Linked DNA regions of Homo sapiens: regions 2 and 3 are each linked to region 1. A link is a loop called in an ENCODE intact Hi-C map of the cell type or tissue named here. Cell type or tissue: heart left ventricle. All regions are shown on one strand.

Region 1 (5,000 bases):
AAATTTTTTAAAAAAATTAGTGGGGCTTGGTGACATGTGCCTGTAGTCCCAGCTACCTGGGAGGCTGAGGTGGGAGGATCACTTGAGCACAGGAGTTTGAGGCTGCAGTGAGCTATGATTGCACCACTGCACTCCAGCCTGGGTGACAAAGTGAGACCCTGTCTCAAAAAAATTTTTTTTTAAAAAAAGAAAAATCAATTGTATTTCCATATACTAGCAACAAACATGAAAACCAAAAATTTAAATGCAGTACAATTTATAATCACTCAAAAAATCAAAATACTTAGGTGTAAGTTTAACAAAACATGTACAGGAGTTATAAGCTAAAAGCTACAAAAGATTGTTGTAAGAAATCAAAGATCAGCTGGGCACAGTGGCTCATGCCTACAATCCTAGTACTTTGGGAGGCCGAGGCAGACAGATGGCTTGAGTCCAGGAGTTCAACACAGCCTGGGCAAGACCCCATCTCTACAAAAAAAAAAATACAAAAAATTAACTGGGCATGGTAGCCTGTAGTCCCAGCTACTTGGGAGGCTGACGTGGGAGGATCACTTGAGTCTGGGAGGCAAAGGTTGTAGTGAGCCAAAATCACACCACTGCACTCTAGCCTGGGCGACAGAGTGAGACCCTGTCTCAAAAAAGAAAGGAAATTAAAGATCTAAAGAAAGAGACATTTCAAGCTCATGGACTGAAGACTCAACGTAGTAATGATGTCAATACTCCTTTAATTGATATACAGGTTTAACAAAATTCCTATCAAAATGCCAGCAAAATTTTTTGAAGATGTAGAAAAGATTTTTTTTTTTAATGTATGTGGAAAGGCAAAGGAACTAGAATAAATAGAATAAATAGCTAAAACAATTTTGGAAAACAATAATAAAATGGAACTACCTGATTTCAATTTTTATTATTATTTTTTTGAGACAGGGTCTTACTTTGCTGTCCAGGCTGGAGTGCAGTGGTGCAAACACAGCTCATTGCAGCATCAACCTCCCAGGCTCAGGTGACCCTCCCACTTCAGCCTCCCAGGTAGCTGGGACTACAGGTGCATGTCACCCCGCATGGCTAACTTTTTCTGTATGTTTTGTAGAGACAGGGTCTTGCTATGTTGACCAGGCTGGTCTCGAACTCCTGGGCTCAAGCAATCCTCCCACTGTGGGCTCCCAAAGTTCTGGGATTACAGACGAGAGCAACCGCACCCAGCTTCAAATCTAATTACATAGCTCAAGATTGTTTGGTATTATCGAAGGATGAATACATAGGTCAATGGGAAAAAATAGAGGACCCAGAAATAGCCCCACACAAGTATGTCCATCTGATTTTTTAAGAAAGATTCAAAACAATTCAATGAGATGATAGGCTTTTTCAATAAATGGTGCTGGAGCAATTGAATGTTAATAGGCAAAAATTTAAAAATAAAAATAAAGAAACTTGACCTAAACCTCACACCATTTATGAAAATTAACTCAAAATGAATAATAGATTTAAACATAAAGCATAAAAATTTTAGAAGATAGTACAGGAGAAAATGTGGGGGAACCCTAGTTCTCCACCTAGTTGGTAGAGATTTCTTCAAAATGACACTGAAAGTATGATTCATAAAAGAAAAAAATTCATAAAGTGGACTTGATCAAAATTAAAAATGTTTTGCTCTGCAAAAGACTGTTAATGGAATCAAAAGGCAAACTACACACTGGAAGAATATATATGCAAACTATATATCTGAAAAAGGACTCATATCTAGAATATACAAAGAATTCTCAGCCAGGCACTGAGTGGCTCACACTTGTAATGCTAACACTTTGGGAGGCCAAGGTGGGAGAATTGCTTGAGCCCAGGAGTTTGAGACCAGCCTGGGCAACATAGTGAGATCCTGTTTCTATTTTTTTAAATTAAAAAAAACCTCTCAAAACTCAACGTGAAAAAATTGAGCAATTCAATTTAAAAAATGGACAAAGACATGAACATGAAGAAACACTTCATTGAAGAGAATATACAACCGGCAAATAAGCACATAGAAAGATGATCAACATTACTAGCCATTAGGGAAATACAAATCAAGACCATGGGGAGGTATCACTACACACCTAATAGAACAGCTAGACAGATGTTGAATTTCTTAACACCCCAAAACCTTAGCCTCTCATCCTTAAGATAGTAAAGAAATTGTGAAGCCAAAGATGATAACACTTGTAAAGTGCCACAGAAGATAGTACTCAATAAATTGCAGCCGTTTTTATTGCTGTTGGTGGTGGAATTGTTGCAAAAATACTGGGATGCATAACTATATTTTTCCTCTGATGAAGCCAGAAAAAACTGTCTCAGTAATAACTAAGTTTAGTATAGCTCTAGGAAGAATTTCCTTTAGCGACAGGAACTCTAACAAGTCCCTCCCCCGCCCCCCCCCCGTCCCTCCCGCTGCTGGGAATTTTAAAATAAAATCTGTTTCCTGCTGACCTGTCCTTTGAATGATGCTGCTTGGAGGCTGCGGAAACGTCTCCACCAAATTTCTTTTTCTGAGGTACCTGATGAGCTGCACGGAAACAGCGCCACCTTCCTGAAGCACGCGGAATGGAATCAATAGTTTGTAGTCCCGTGTTTGCGAGTATCACGCCATCTCCTCCTCCGGGAGGTGTAAGGTGAACATTAATGGTGTACTGAAGCTATCAAATTATTAGAACAACCGAGAAGCGATAAGAGAAGAAAAACAATGCATTTTTAAGAACATTGTTGGTTTAAGACTAGGGTGCATGAAGCTGACACAGAGACAAAATGTTCTGTTATTTGCGGTTTCTGGAAAATGTCAGCTTCCTGGCAGGAAAGAAAGTTTCACTGCAACTCCCTGAAACTTAAAAGCTAGTGTTGGTGGCTGCCTCACAGAAATTGTGACTCTCAGAGATAAGAAAGCCCAGACCGGGCGTGGTGGCTCAGCCTGTAATCCCAACACTTTGGGAAGCCGAGGCAGGCGACAGGCGGATCGCTTGAGCCCAGGAGTTCAAGACCAGCCTGAGCAACATGGTGAAACCCCGTCTCTACTAAAACTACGAAAATTAGCCAGGCGTGGTGGCACGTGCCTGTGGTCCCAGCAACTCGGGAAACTAAGGTAGGAGAATCGTTCCAAGCAGGGAGGCAGAGGTTGCAGTGAGTCGAGATCACGCCACTGCACTCCAGCCTGGGTGACAGGGCAAGGCCCTGTCTCAGAAAAAGAAGAGAAAGAAAAAAAAAAGGAAAGAAAAGAAAAAGAAATAAGAAAGCCATATTTCTTCTCTTAGAGAAAGGATTTATAATTTTTATTTATTTATTTTTTGAGACGGAATCATCATGCTCTGTCACCCAGGCTGGAGTGCAGTGGCGCAATCTCGGCTCACGGCAAGCTCCGCCTCCCGGGTTCAAGTGGTTTTTCTAACTCAGCCTCCCGAGTAGCTGGGATTACAGGGGCCCACCAACAGGCCTGTCTAATTGTTTTGTATTTTTAGTAGAGACGGGGTTTCACCATGTTGGCAAGGCTGGTTTCCAACTCCTGACCTCAAGCGATCCGCCTGCCTTGGCCTCCCAAAGAGCTAGGATTACAAGCAGGAGCCATTGCGCCCGGCCAGGATTTATCAAATTTTGTATAAAACTGTATTTTAGGGTCTTACGTCTATTCTACAAACAATATCTATACTGTATTTTCTTCAAATCCTTAATCAGATATTATATTGAAGAGGGACATCCAGAAAGGCTGAGTGCAGGGTAGGACACATATTTTAATAAAATTGATTTTTCCACAGGAAGCTGTTGGCACTTGGGAGCTAGACCATTGCTGTCCCATGTGGTGGCTACTAGGTACATGTGGCTGTTTATGTTTAAATTCAGTAAAGTTTAAAATTCAGTTCTTCAGTCCCACTAGCCACATTTCAGGTGTTCAACACAGTGACCAATACAGCAAATGTCCAATGTTCGTTACAGATGTAGAGCATTTCCACCATGCATATGGGTCGCAGAGAAGCCACATTTACCTTAAAAAAACAGCCCTTCTGCACTCAATTATTTCTACTAAATAGTTCTACTCCTGTTGAAGACATCTCTGTGTCAGACTATGAGCTGATGTCAAATGGGAAAAAACCTCAGACACTGGCATTGAACCTGGAGAGTCTGGCTCCAGAGCACCCTTGCAAACAGTTACACTGTCTGGATTTCCCAGACAGGAGTGGGGTTAGTGGGTGCAGCTCTGCAGTACAATGACATGGCTGGCTCGGTTCTAGTCCAGGGAGGAAATTCTCTGACAGTGGAGTCCCATGAACCCGCCTCCCCACTGACACACACACATACACACACACACACACACACACACACACACACACACACACACACACATCTTCCCTCAGAGATTGTGCAGAATGTGTAGGAGACCTCCCTCCTAAGGAACCAGGTCTTCCTCTGTTGCCCAGGCTGGGGTGCAGTGGCATGATCTCAGCTCACTGCAACTTCTGCCTCCTGAGTTCAAGATTCAAGTGATTCTCCTGCCTCAGCCTCCTGAGTAGCTGGGATTACAGGCATATGCCACCATGCTCTGCTAATTTTTCTATGTTTACTAGAGATGGGGTTTCACCATGTTGGCTGGGCTGGTCTCGAACTCCTTACCTCAGGTAATCCACCCACCTTGGCATCCCAAATAAGAAACCAATTCTATTTCATGCTCACCAGGAGCTGTCTGGGTTTTGTTCGAATCAGCCTGTCAGTTTAACAGGTTACCACATCTTCATCCTGGCTTGATGAGAGACAGTTTTATTTGCTTTTCTCATGTATATTCAACTTCAGAGCTTCCACTTTTTGGTGAACACATTTAATAAATGAAAGGGGGGAAGAAAGAGCCAAAATGAGATTATGATAATTATGAAATATTTTTAAAGCAGTCAATTTAATAAAACGATTTTAACATGCAAATATAAGATGTCATGCATTTGTGATTTTTATAAGACAGTTTCACAATTCATGGAAAAATCTACTAATTGGTAGTG
Region 2 (5,000 bases), 120 kb before region 1:
CAGCCACAGGGGTTTCTGTGCTGCTGCCAGACATCAGTGTCCTCTTTTGTGGCTGGCTACAGCCGGATACACTTTGCTGCCCATCTGGCCCTGGGCTCCTCCCCAACCCAGCCTTCCTGGGTGCAGCCTGGGAGACACACTAGCATGCTTTGGTGGGACCAGCCTTTCCAGGGCATGCTGGCTTCCCCTGGGGCTGACTCAGGTCCCGCCCTCTTGTGTCAGTGCTAACAAGGATCAGATTCGTCCCTGCCCTTCTGTAGAGCTGGAGGGTGACCTGGAGCCAGGGGCCCTTTAGGGCTGAGACATTTGTTAGTCGGAGTGATGCATCCCTACCCGGCTTCGGGGGGAGTCAGGCTGGGCTCTGGGCAGTACAGGGAGAGGTTCACCAGGACCCCCATGCCTTCCTCCCCCGGTGCAGGGGCAGTGGTCACCATGCTGACTCCTCCCTTTGACTCCATGCACGGGCGCTGGCTGGCCTGTGGTTGCATTTCCCACTCACCTCCTTGCTATCCCCAGTCTTGGCACCGAGACCCCCCACATTCCTTCTCCAGCAACAGCAGCCCAGGGGCCTTCCTGCCTGGACGCAGGACCACGGAGACCTGCATGTGCAGGGAGGCCTGGCAGCCTGCCGATGGGGGTCCCCGAGCCCCGGAGTCTCCTCGAAACCCCTGCTGTGGGTCACAGCATGGACCAGGAGGGGTCACCATCCTGAGTACCCCCGACATCCCTGCCCCTTGACCTGTGGCAGATGCTCCTGCCCTGGCCTCCAGGAAGTCAGCTCTTTTGCAAAGGGCTTGTGTGAGAGGTCGGAGAAAGCCCTGGGCCTCCAGGGAGATGCAGCTGGCAGGAGGTGGGCTGAGCTGCTCCGGGGCTAGGGGTGGCCCATTGCTGGCAGAATTTAAGGAAAGAGCAGGTTGTAGGCACAGAGGATGGGCAGCCAGGCCTGGGCCTTCCCCTTACTGTCCCAGGGCAGCAGAGCTAGGGTCCTCTTTTACCCTCCCTAAGGTCACCCCCTTCCCATCTACACGTCCCTCCCCAAGTTCAAGCACATAGTCAATCATGACCACTCAGGAGCTCAGTGAGCTGGGGCCATGTCCCTGTGGCCTCCAGCCCATCCGCAGGAGGGTCCCTTGCAGTGACAGCACAAAGAGTCCCCCACAGGAAGCCCCTGAGGGCCAGCATGGACCTTGAGAGCCAGGAGGGAATGGGCCTGGTGCCACTCTGTTCCCACTCCCACCTAAGATTCCTACCCCTGTGTTCTAGCAGGTGACTCTTGATCTGGCCAGCCCACAACAAATACTTGAACTAGGCAGCATGGGGTGGTGGAGGCCTGCAGAGGCCCCGGGCCCAGGAACTGAGACTAGGGCTTTCTCATGAGGCCTCATCAAGCTCCCGCAGGTATGACCTGGCCTCCTCGCCTCGGGCTGCCTTAAAGCACCGCTAACCCACGCCAAGGGGCTAGGCAGGGCTTCGCGGGGCCTGGCCCAAGGTCTCCAGCAGAGCAATAACATCTTCCCAGGTTGGGTTGCCACAGACACCGTGCCCTGGAGCCCCCAGCCCATCCCATCTGGTGCTACCCTGTCTGCCTGGCAGCCTAGCCTCACCCCTCCTGTCCGGTCACCTGGGGGTCCTTGGTAAGGATGCCGCCACATGGGGCCGGTTTATGCACCTGGGCGAGAACCTGACTGGGGCAGGGGATGCTCAGGGGCCTGCAGGTCTCCCACAGAGCTGCTTTTCTGCCCGCCTCACCCTGTGGGTTTGTATTTCTTGCCGGGTCAAAATAGGCAGTGACTCGTGCCTTCCCTCCTCAGGGCCGGCGGCAGGGTGTGGACCCAGCTGGCCGCTGGACCGTCCCCTTCCTCATTCTCCAAGCTCATCAACAGGTCTCAGAGGAACATTTCCATAAAAGGTGTGGCCTGGCATGCAGTGCTGTCTGCACGCTGTCGCTTCCCCCACAGCAACCTGCCGGTCAGCCTTAACTGGTGTGGAGGTCGAGGTGGGGAGGGGGAGGCGGGCTTCCCTCCCTGGTGTCTGGCCTCTTTTTGCTCAGCCCTCAGCACAGCCTTCAGCGTGGAGAGCGAGACCCTGCGTGTCACTGGGGCTTGGCTGAGGTCTCCCTGCAGGATAACAGTGACTTCAGGAACCCAGACCCCAGTCTGGGCGGCTCTACCTTCCCGGCTGGCCCAGCCCCCACACCACAGTTCCCTGCCACCTCCAGGCACAAAAGCCTCTGAGGCCACAGCCCAGCTATGAAGCTGAGTGGCTTTGTGCGGTCTCCTAGGGAAGGGGCAGTGATGCCATGCATGAGATCCGCTGTGCCATAAGAAGTTGCTTCCTTTAGAATTTCTGGTCCAATGCAGGGAGGTGAGGCCCAGCCTCATGATAACACATGCCCATCAAGGAAAAGCTGTGGCTAATGCTTCCAAAACAAGTGAAAATCTTGCACCAGGCCCAGGGCCATATCTCATTCCGCCCCAGCTACTGAGGGAGGGGACAGACTGCTGGAGGACAATTTCTCCTAGTTACCACTAGGGGTTACATGGCTACTCAGAATGAAAGATAAATTGCCAGGCCTGTTGCAATCTTTTTTTTGAGATGGGAGTCTTGCTCTGTCGCCCAGGCTGGAGTGCAGAGGTGCGATCTCAGCTCACTGCAACCTCCACCTCCCGGGTCAAGCAATTCTCCTGCCTCAGCTTCCCGAGTAGCTGGAATTACAGGTGCCCACCACCATGCCTGGCTAATTTTTGTATTTTTAGTAGAGACGGGGTTTCACCATGTTGGCCAGGCTGGTCTTGAACACCTGACCTCAAATGATCCGCCCACCTCGGCCTCCCAAAGTGTTGGGATTACAGGCGTGAGCCACCTCACCAGGCCCCGTTGCAATCTTACTCCACTTCGTTTTCACAGCAGTCCCGGGACATGCCCATTATTAGGCCTATTTGATAGATGATACTGAGGCTGAGTCGGGGGTCACAAGCCAAAGCCACACCGCTAGAAGGGCTCAGGACCCAGCCCAGCTCCCGTCCTCTTGGTGGCATCAAGCTTGTGTGATATGAGGTCTTATGTCTGCTCATGACAGCCTTAAAAGCAATAAACAGATACAACTTCCAGCAACTTCCCACTCAGCTGCAAGGCTGCGGGGGGGTCCTGCCTCGAGCCATAAGGTGAGCAGCTAGCCAGTGCCGGGCCAGTGTGGAGAAGGCTGAATTGCCTGTGAAGCTGGGGTTGCAGGCAGGAATATTCATGGAGCCCCTGACCATGTACTCACACTGCTCTTCCTCAGTTCAGGGTTCTTGGATTTGCTCAAGTCCACCCAAATATCCCTTTACGATTCTCAGGGTCCCACTCCTTCCAGATCCAATGCCCTAAACTTTACATAAGAGTTCCGGCAAGGCTGTGACTTCAACTTGTGTTGTAACTGCAACCTGCAGAATCAAATTTAGGGTTATGTTTTCAGTTGTATCAGTCTTACGGCTACAAGATATTAAAGAGATTCTTTTCTGGTTATCAAAGATGCTCTCTGGTTTTCTGTCCATGTTTTGAGCTGGGTTTATCACTTCTGACTCCAGTGTAGTCAGAAGCCACCAGTCTCTCCAGCTGTCCCCATGACATGAAGGGCTGCAGCCATTTGGTCTCTCAAACTTTGCCTTCAAGAGACACTTCACGCCAGGCACTTAACATAGGTGATATTGTGAGGACTAGTTTTGCCACTGAATGCTGTGACTTTCCAGGGTACCACATCCCCTCTGACAGTGAGGTCATTACTGCGTTCCAGCCCAATCCAGGCAGATAACCAGTCCCCGATTTCCAGCATTAAGGCTCTATTTCTAGGAAGTCATTCCTGCTACCAAGGACATTACCAGTCAGTGAAGAGTCAGGAAAATGGAAATTGCCCAGGCACTTCAGAGTGGATTTAATGCAGGGGACTGGTTATGAAAACTGTTGGAAGGATGAGAGGAGTGAGAGTGGAGGTGAGATTGCCAAAATATTGGTAAGTAAGTGCAGGAAGCTGCTTTTACATGGAGGCTGGAGGAACAGGTGTCACCCAGAAGCGTCTGGGGATCACAGGGCTGCTAGGGTACTCCTGGTAGAAAGTTGATGGCTGAACAAGACCCAGGTGTGCATGCCTGCTGTTGCCACCACTAAAAAAACCCCCAGATCCAGGAACTTTACTGCCTTCTGATTGATCAGTGCTTCCTACCAGCAGAAACAAATTGGAAGCCCACTGGTAAGGGCTCTAGCAAATGTAGTTTGCAGGCTTCCAGCTTCTCTGTGATCAGAGAAGGGAAGGGCTGGCAACCAACAGACAATCAGGGCAAGGAGAAATATTCTTGCCTGCAGGGGCTGTGGCATATGACATAAATGCCAGTTCATTGATACCAAGGCTGAGGCAAAGCATCTAGAGGATGACAGACCCCAGAACCAGGCAGACCAAGAATGGATGGATAGTGGGTAGATGATTGGGTGATAGATGGAGGGGTAGATGAGTGGGTGGATGGGTAAGTGGGTGGATGGATGTGTGGACGGGTGAGATAATGGTTATTAGCAATACCAGCTCATCTGCCATCACTAATACCAGCACATCATGCACTGGAGTGCTAAAAGTAAAAGGTCCCTTGTCTTGGGAAGAGCTTGTCTGAGGGTCGAGGGAGACACTTGTAGGCCATTAAACATGGAGTCAGGTGGGAGATCTGGCTGGGTGAGATTCTATCATTTTCTGAATTAGGGAGAGGGTGGAACCCAGGAGTTGAAAGACGGGGCCCCTTGAGCGGTTTGTTCCTGAGAGTTGTCCTGATTCAAGAGGAAACTTGATGGGGTCATACATTGGGTGTGGAAAGACACTGAGACTGCAGGAATAAGCCTCTGCATGGCCATTCTGGAATCTAGGAAAGGAGAGCCAGAGCATAAAAATGTATTGGTGTTTCATCTGCCAACTAAGACAAAAAGTTCAACTAGGTGCCCTGGACTAGGTCGTCTCATTTAAACTTCCCAACAAGCCA
Region 3 (5,000 bases), 330 kb before region 1:
GCTTACTATTATCCCTCCTTTAGGGACATGGTCATTTTAAAATATTTTATTTTGAAATAATTATAGAACTTATAGAAAACTGCAACGGCAGCATAATGGGTGCCTGCTCCCTTCCCCCAGCTCCCCCAGGGCTTCTAGTTTTGCCATGTGTCCCCACCACCATGATGGACTCGGCCTCACTGACCAGCCCCAGTGGACGGCACCAAGGGCAGGCAGGATCACACACTCTTTGCTCGAAACACTCAGGGATCCTTCCTGCCCCACACACCCTCTCCATGCACCCACATTCTCTGCCCAAGGGTGGCCTGGCCCCCTATCCCCTGCATGTGGCTCCTTCCACTCAGGCTGTGGATCGATCTCATGTATTGCAAATGTGGTTTAAACTTTGAGAACAGCAATTCTGGTTTGTAGGAAAAAGTGAGGATCTAGGCCTTTGCAGTCATGCACATGTTCATATTTTAAATACAGGCCAATGAGCCGCTGCCTAGTGTGCCTACCAGAGACACACCTGTTGTTAAACTACAGCTGGATTTACTGTTCCATTCTGCAAGAATATGCCATGGCGCTGTGGAGGGTGCAGTGAGAGGCTTGGAAGAGCCTTGCCGCAGGCTGTGTGTGTGTGCCAGCTGGCCAGGGGTGGACTAACGGGAGAGGGGGCTGGCTCTGAGTTGAGCACTGTCAGGAAGCAGGAGGAGGTAGGTATACACTGGAAGCTTCATAAACCTCATCCCCCGGGAGGCCTGACAAGGGCAGGACAGGCTGTCACCAAGGCCAAAGCAGCAGTCACCATGTGGGCTGGGAGGGGACACGGCTGGCACTCCTGGCCTGAGAGATGCTCCCATCTGTCTGTATTCAGACAGGATGCTGGAGTGGCTTGTCTTTGTCTTGATCAGGACCATCTGGGGTCTTGCCTGCTGCTGCTGTCCTGAGGGATGGTTTGTGTTCTCCACGAGAGCCCCACAACCTCACTGAGGGTGCCAACCCAGCTCCTGGGACACAGCCACCCTCCTCCTTCTCAAGCTTTAATGAGAAACGGGCAGGAGGTGGCCGGAGACCATAGCCCATCTTCCGGGGTGCTAGGGGTGTCTGCTCGCAGTTCTGGTCTAGGGCAAAAAGAGAAAGGAAGGGAAAATCTCTCAGAAAATAACGGAACCACAGTGGGGCTGCCGGCGAGATGAGCAAACTGGGCTGGTGACATCCAGGGCGTTAGCAAAGAAAAAAGCACCAGTGTACAGGCAGCCAGGGAGCCCAACCGCTCTCTTAGGGCCGCCCCCTCCCAGTCCCTCCCGAAGCCACCCTTGCCCCGCCCTACCCCAAGAGCACACCCCGCGCCCCTCCCCCAGTCCTCTCCCCGCTCGGCTGCCCCCTCCCGCGGCCGCATCCCTAGTCAGTCCCTGAGACCGTCCAGAGGTCAGCCCCTGGGATCAGGCTTGCGGTGTTGGGCCGCCCTCCTTGCCAGATGCCGCCCCGGAGAGGGCAAGGGCGCAGAAAGGGCTGAGCGTCCCAGGTCCCTACGTGGCCGCATGTGAGCGCATTCCAGGAATAAGGAAACGAGAGGAGTAGGCATTTCTACCGTCTAAGGCACTTTGCATGAAATCCCGTGGCACTGGAAAAGTAGTTGAAACGAAAACAAAGTAACGCTGGCTTTTACGATGCAGATAAACGGATAAGCGGCGTAGGAAGCAAGTAGGAGGGCTCCGTGCACACCAGGCGCAGCGGAGCGGGGATTTGCCTGCGCGTCCGAGCGCACAGGGCGGTCGCCGAGTCCCAGGGAAGCCCCCTGGCCTCGCGCTGCAAACTCAGGCAGCCTCTGCTCCTGCCTTATGGCTCTGAGGGCACGTGCTCCTCCGGGGAGGCACAGCTTCCTCCTATTTCCCACTTCCTCATCCGGCCCTTAATTCACTAAAGACGAACAGGGAACGATGTTCATTACCAAAGTGGGTGCTCCCCCTAGCGTAGCACAGAACGCGGCGCTGTTCTCACTATTGAATTGGAATGATAATATTTTTAGCATCAAAAATTAATTCTAGAAATCTATTACAGTTCATTTTCCAGAGAATAAGGGTAGCAAAAATAGTATAGGTTTGTTTCTTAATTTCCTTATGACACACATCACTGGTTCATGTGATAACGTGTGGATTCTCACCTGGAAGACACACGAGGAATAAAATCACCATATTTTAAACTCTATCTCAAGTCTCTCAACATTTCAGGCTGTGTTCATTCACACACTGCAGAATGATGAATATTCAGAGGAAACTTTTGCAGAACAATTAAAATTGCAAAATCGGAGCCGGGCGCAGTGGCTCACGCCTGTATTCGCAGCAGCACTTTGGGAGACTGCGGTAGGAGTATCGCTTGAGCCTGGGAGTTCAAGACCAGCCTGGGCAATATAGTGAGCCATCATCTCTAAAAAGATAAAAATAAAAATAAAAAATTGCAAAATTACCTAAAATGAAATGCATACATTGAAATGCACACAATTATTATAAAAATTAAAGTTAATATTAATAACATATGACATGAGCCACAAGATTTACATTAAAATAGTCTAGTTGACAATAACTTGAATATTTAAATAAAGTCCTCTTTATCTCTAAGTAATATATTTACAGTCTGCCATTATATGAATCACTTAAAATTCAGATGAGGATATTAATCAATATTGACAATTTCTTCACGAATATCAAGTGAATAATAATGATTTTACTTTTTGGTTTCATTTTATTGTTGACATAAGATCTTGTTCTGTTGCCCAGGCTGGAGTGCAGCGGCAGGATCATGGCTCACTACAGCCTCTGCCTCCTGGGCTTAAGCAGTCCTCCTTCAGCCTCCTGTGTAACTGGGACCACAGACACGCACCACCAGGCCCGGGTAATTTTTTATTTTTTATTGTTTGGTAGACACAGAGTCTCATTATGTTGCCCAAGCTAGTCGTGAACTTCTGGGCTCAAGCGATCCTCTCGCCTCAGCCTCCCAAAATGCTGGGATTACAGGCATGAGTCACCATGCCCAGCATAAAGATTTTATTATGTGGAAATAAAAGGACATTAAAATATAACTTGAAATAACCCATTTCCTTGCAAATGTTTTATTTTTCCACCACTTAATCAAACAGTGCCAACACTAGACACTGTCACATTATTTGTTGAACAAACAGTATCTCAAATAACTTCATATAAATATTACTGGGAAACTTAGCATTTTATTAAAATGTTGTTTAAATTTCATATTTTATCAAAGTCTAACATATTAGTAATAATATATTCTTTTTATTCAAATTTAAAGTTCTATTTGACAATAGCAATTTATAATTTTATATTAATAAAAAGTCATTCATACAGTTTAATAATTATTTTATAACAGCATTACTGAAACCAGCACAGATGGTATAATGTTCATGATATTTTAATTTATAGGTTTAACATACACATACATAATTCAACATTAATGGCTTCCTTAATTACTCTACCATTAATATTGTAATTTTATATTATCATTTAGGGTTGCCCTTCTATTTTAATATTAGATGTTTCAGCATCCATCAGTTCTATCTAGCTCTTCTCACTGGTTCTTCTTTGAATTCCAGACATGGCCACAATCTTCTCTTCTAAAATTCTAAAATCTGAGGGCTCTCGCTGTCTGGGTGCTGCTGGAAGAAGTGTAACTTGGTTGTTACCTCAACCTTATTTTATTTTAAATGTTTTAATTGAAAGACACTTTTAAAACTGTGGAAATCCCTGAGAATATTCACTTCTTTAAATACAATGGGAATAGGTATGGATGAAGTCTGTTTCTCCTCATTTGATCCAGGGGTGCTTCTCAGAACTCTTCCAAGCGCCAGATCCTGGGCCACTGACAGCTTGGCCCTGGTGGCAGTTCAGTTACCCCATCACAGCTGGGGCACCAGGGGAGCCCCACAGGTGGGCGAAAATTACCGTAGATTAAAACCTAGGCAGTTTAACACAAGCAGCCAGCACCAACATCACGGTACTTGATCTTCCAACTTCCTGCACTACCAATTCTATGTCTCATCACATTCTCCTCTGGCCTCTCGGCCCCCAGCACGCAGGCTTCAGCCTCTGTTTCTGCTGAAGCCCTTTCTTCATACACCCTAGAACATAGAACACAGGACAGAGAGAGAGACTTTAGTAGGAATACTGACATTTAAAAACTTATCAGAGATGTGAAAAATCAACTACATGAAGTATGGCGGTATATTAAGGCTTTGTGAATAAAAACACAATAAAGGGTGGGTGTGTAAAGCTATTTTCCAATCATCCTTCCAAACCAAGGCTTTTGAGGGAACAAGGCCTCCCAGCAGGTGGCAGGATGGGCCCAGCAGTGTCTTCAGCCCATTGCTGTCCTGAGTTAGGAAAGGCTGAATTCTATTTTACATGCAAAAGAAAACACTTATTTAATTAAAGATTCAAGCTACATACAGTTCTTCATAAAACACTAAAATATTTTTATTATCGATATTTTTCTGTTGCTTTTTCTCATGAAACACGATTTGCCTTTGTGAAACCTGAAGTCTCCTATTCTATCAATGAGAAGGTATATCAAATGGATAGTCCATCCAGTGTATCCAACATCAACTACAAAATGTCTCCCTTTTTCCTAATTTTGCCTTTTTTTTCCCTTTGTCATTCTTGAGTCTCTGTTAGTGCACTGCAGAAGTGAAGATGTGTACTTAAAGAAATGCCAACATCTGCTGAAGATCAGATTAGATTCCATATTTTGTATTTTAGTTGATGTAATGATGATTTTAGTTATGATGACTTTAGTTGATGTAACGATTCTAATGAACAGGAAATATTTTGTTTCCTATTTTAAAAGATACCATTAAATCATGATGAATATTTTTCAATTTATTACAGATGTGTATTCAAGGGGTTGCCATTTCACCTGCTTCAGTCTTCCCTCTAAACCAATCCTAAGACATACCTAGGCTGAATTCATATCACATGAAAATTCATCATCTGATGTCCTACTAGGTC

The links. Hi-C counts contacts between places; a loop is a spot of excess contacts. Peaks named below come from ENCODE experiments on the same cell type or tissue, not always from the same donor. Only the 100,000 strongest peaks of a DNase experiment are listed, where the experiment ranks them.
Region 2: a loop joins it to region 1, with 3 times the contacts of the local background. A loop is called at or near these places in 38 of 110 quality-filtered maps.
Region 3: a loop joins it to region 1, with 5 times the contacts of the local background. A loop is called at or near these places in 48 of 110 quality-filtered maps.

The regions. Positions count from the first base shown.
Region 1 is chr17:21,117,378-21,122,377 of GRCh38, reverse strand. No RefSeq gene overlaps it. Among named protein-coding and RNA genes, the nearest start is that of DHRS7B, 7.1 kb to the left of the region's middle. In heart left ventricle, a CTCF peak has its summit at 2,569; a DNase peak (open chromatin) is centred at 2,537; H3K4me3 peaks cover 306 bases; H3K27ac peaks cover 192 bases.
Region 2 is chr17:21,237,382-21,242,381 of GRCh38, reverse strand. NATD1 (N-acetyltransferase domain containing 1) reads left to right here. Exons shown (of 3, transcript NM_152914.3): 3 at 1-3,512. Among named protein-coding and RNA genes, the nearest start is that of NATD1, 14 kb to the left of the region's middle. RefSeq lists enhancers at 1,295-2,039, 2,785-3,529. In heart left ventricle, a CTCF peak has its summit at 2,527; a DNase peak (open chromatin) is centred at 1,571.
Region 3 is chr17:21,449,434-21,454,433 of GRCh38, reverse strand. No RefSeq gene overlaps it. Among named protein-coding and RNA genes, the nearest start is that of KCNJ12, 76 kb to the right of the region's middle. In heart left ventricle, CTCF peaks have their summits at 1,957 and 4,274 (motif pointing right); DNase peaks (open chromatin) are centred at 1,313 and 1,793; H3K4me3 peaks cover 696 bases; H3K27me3 peaks cover 455 bases.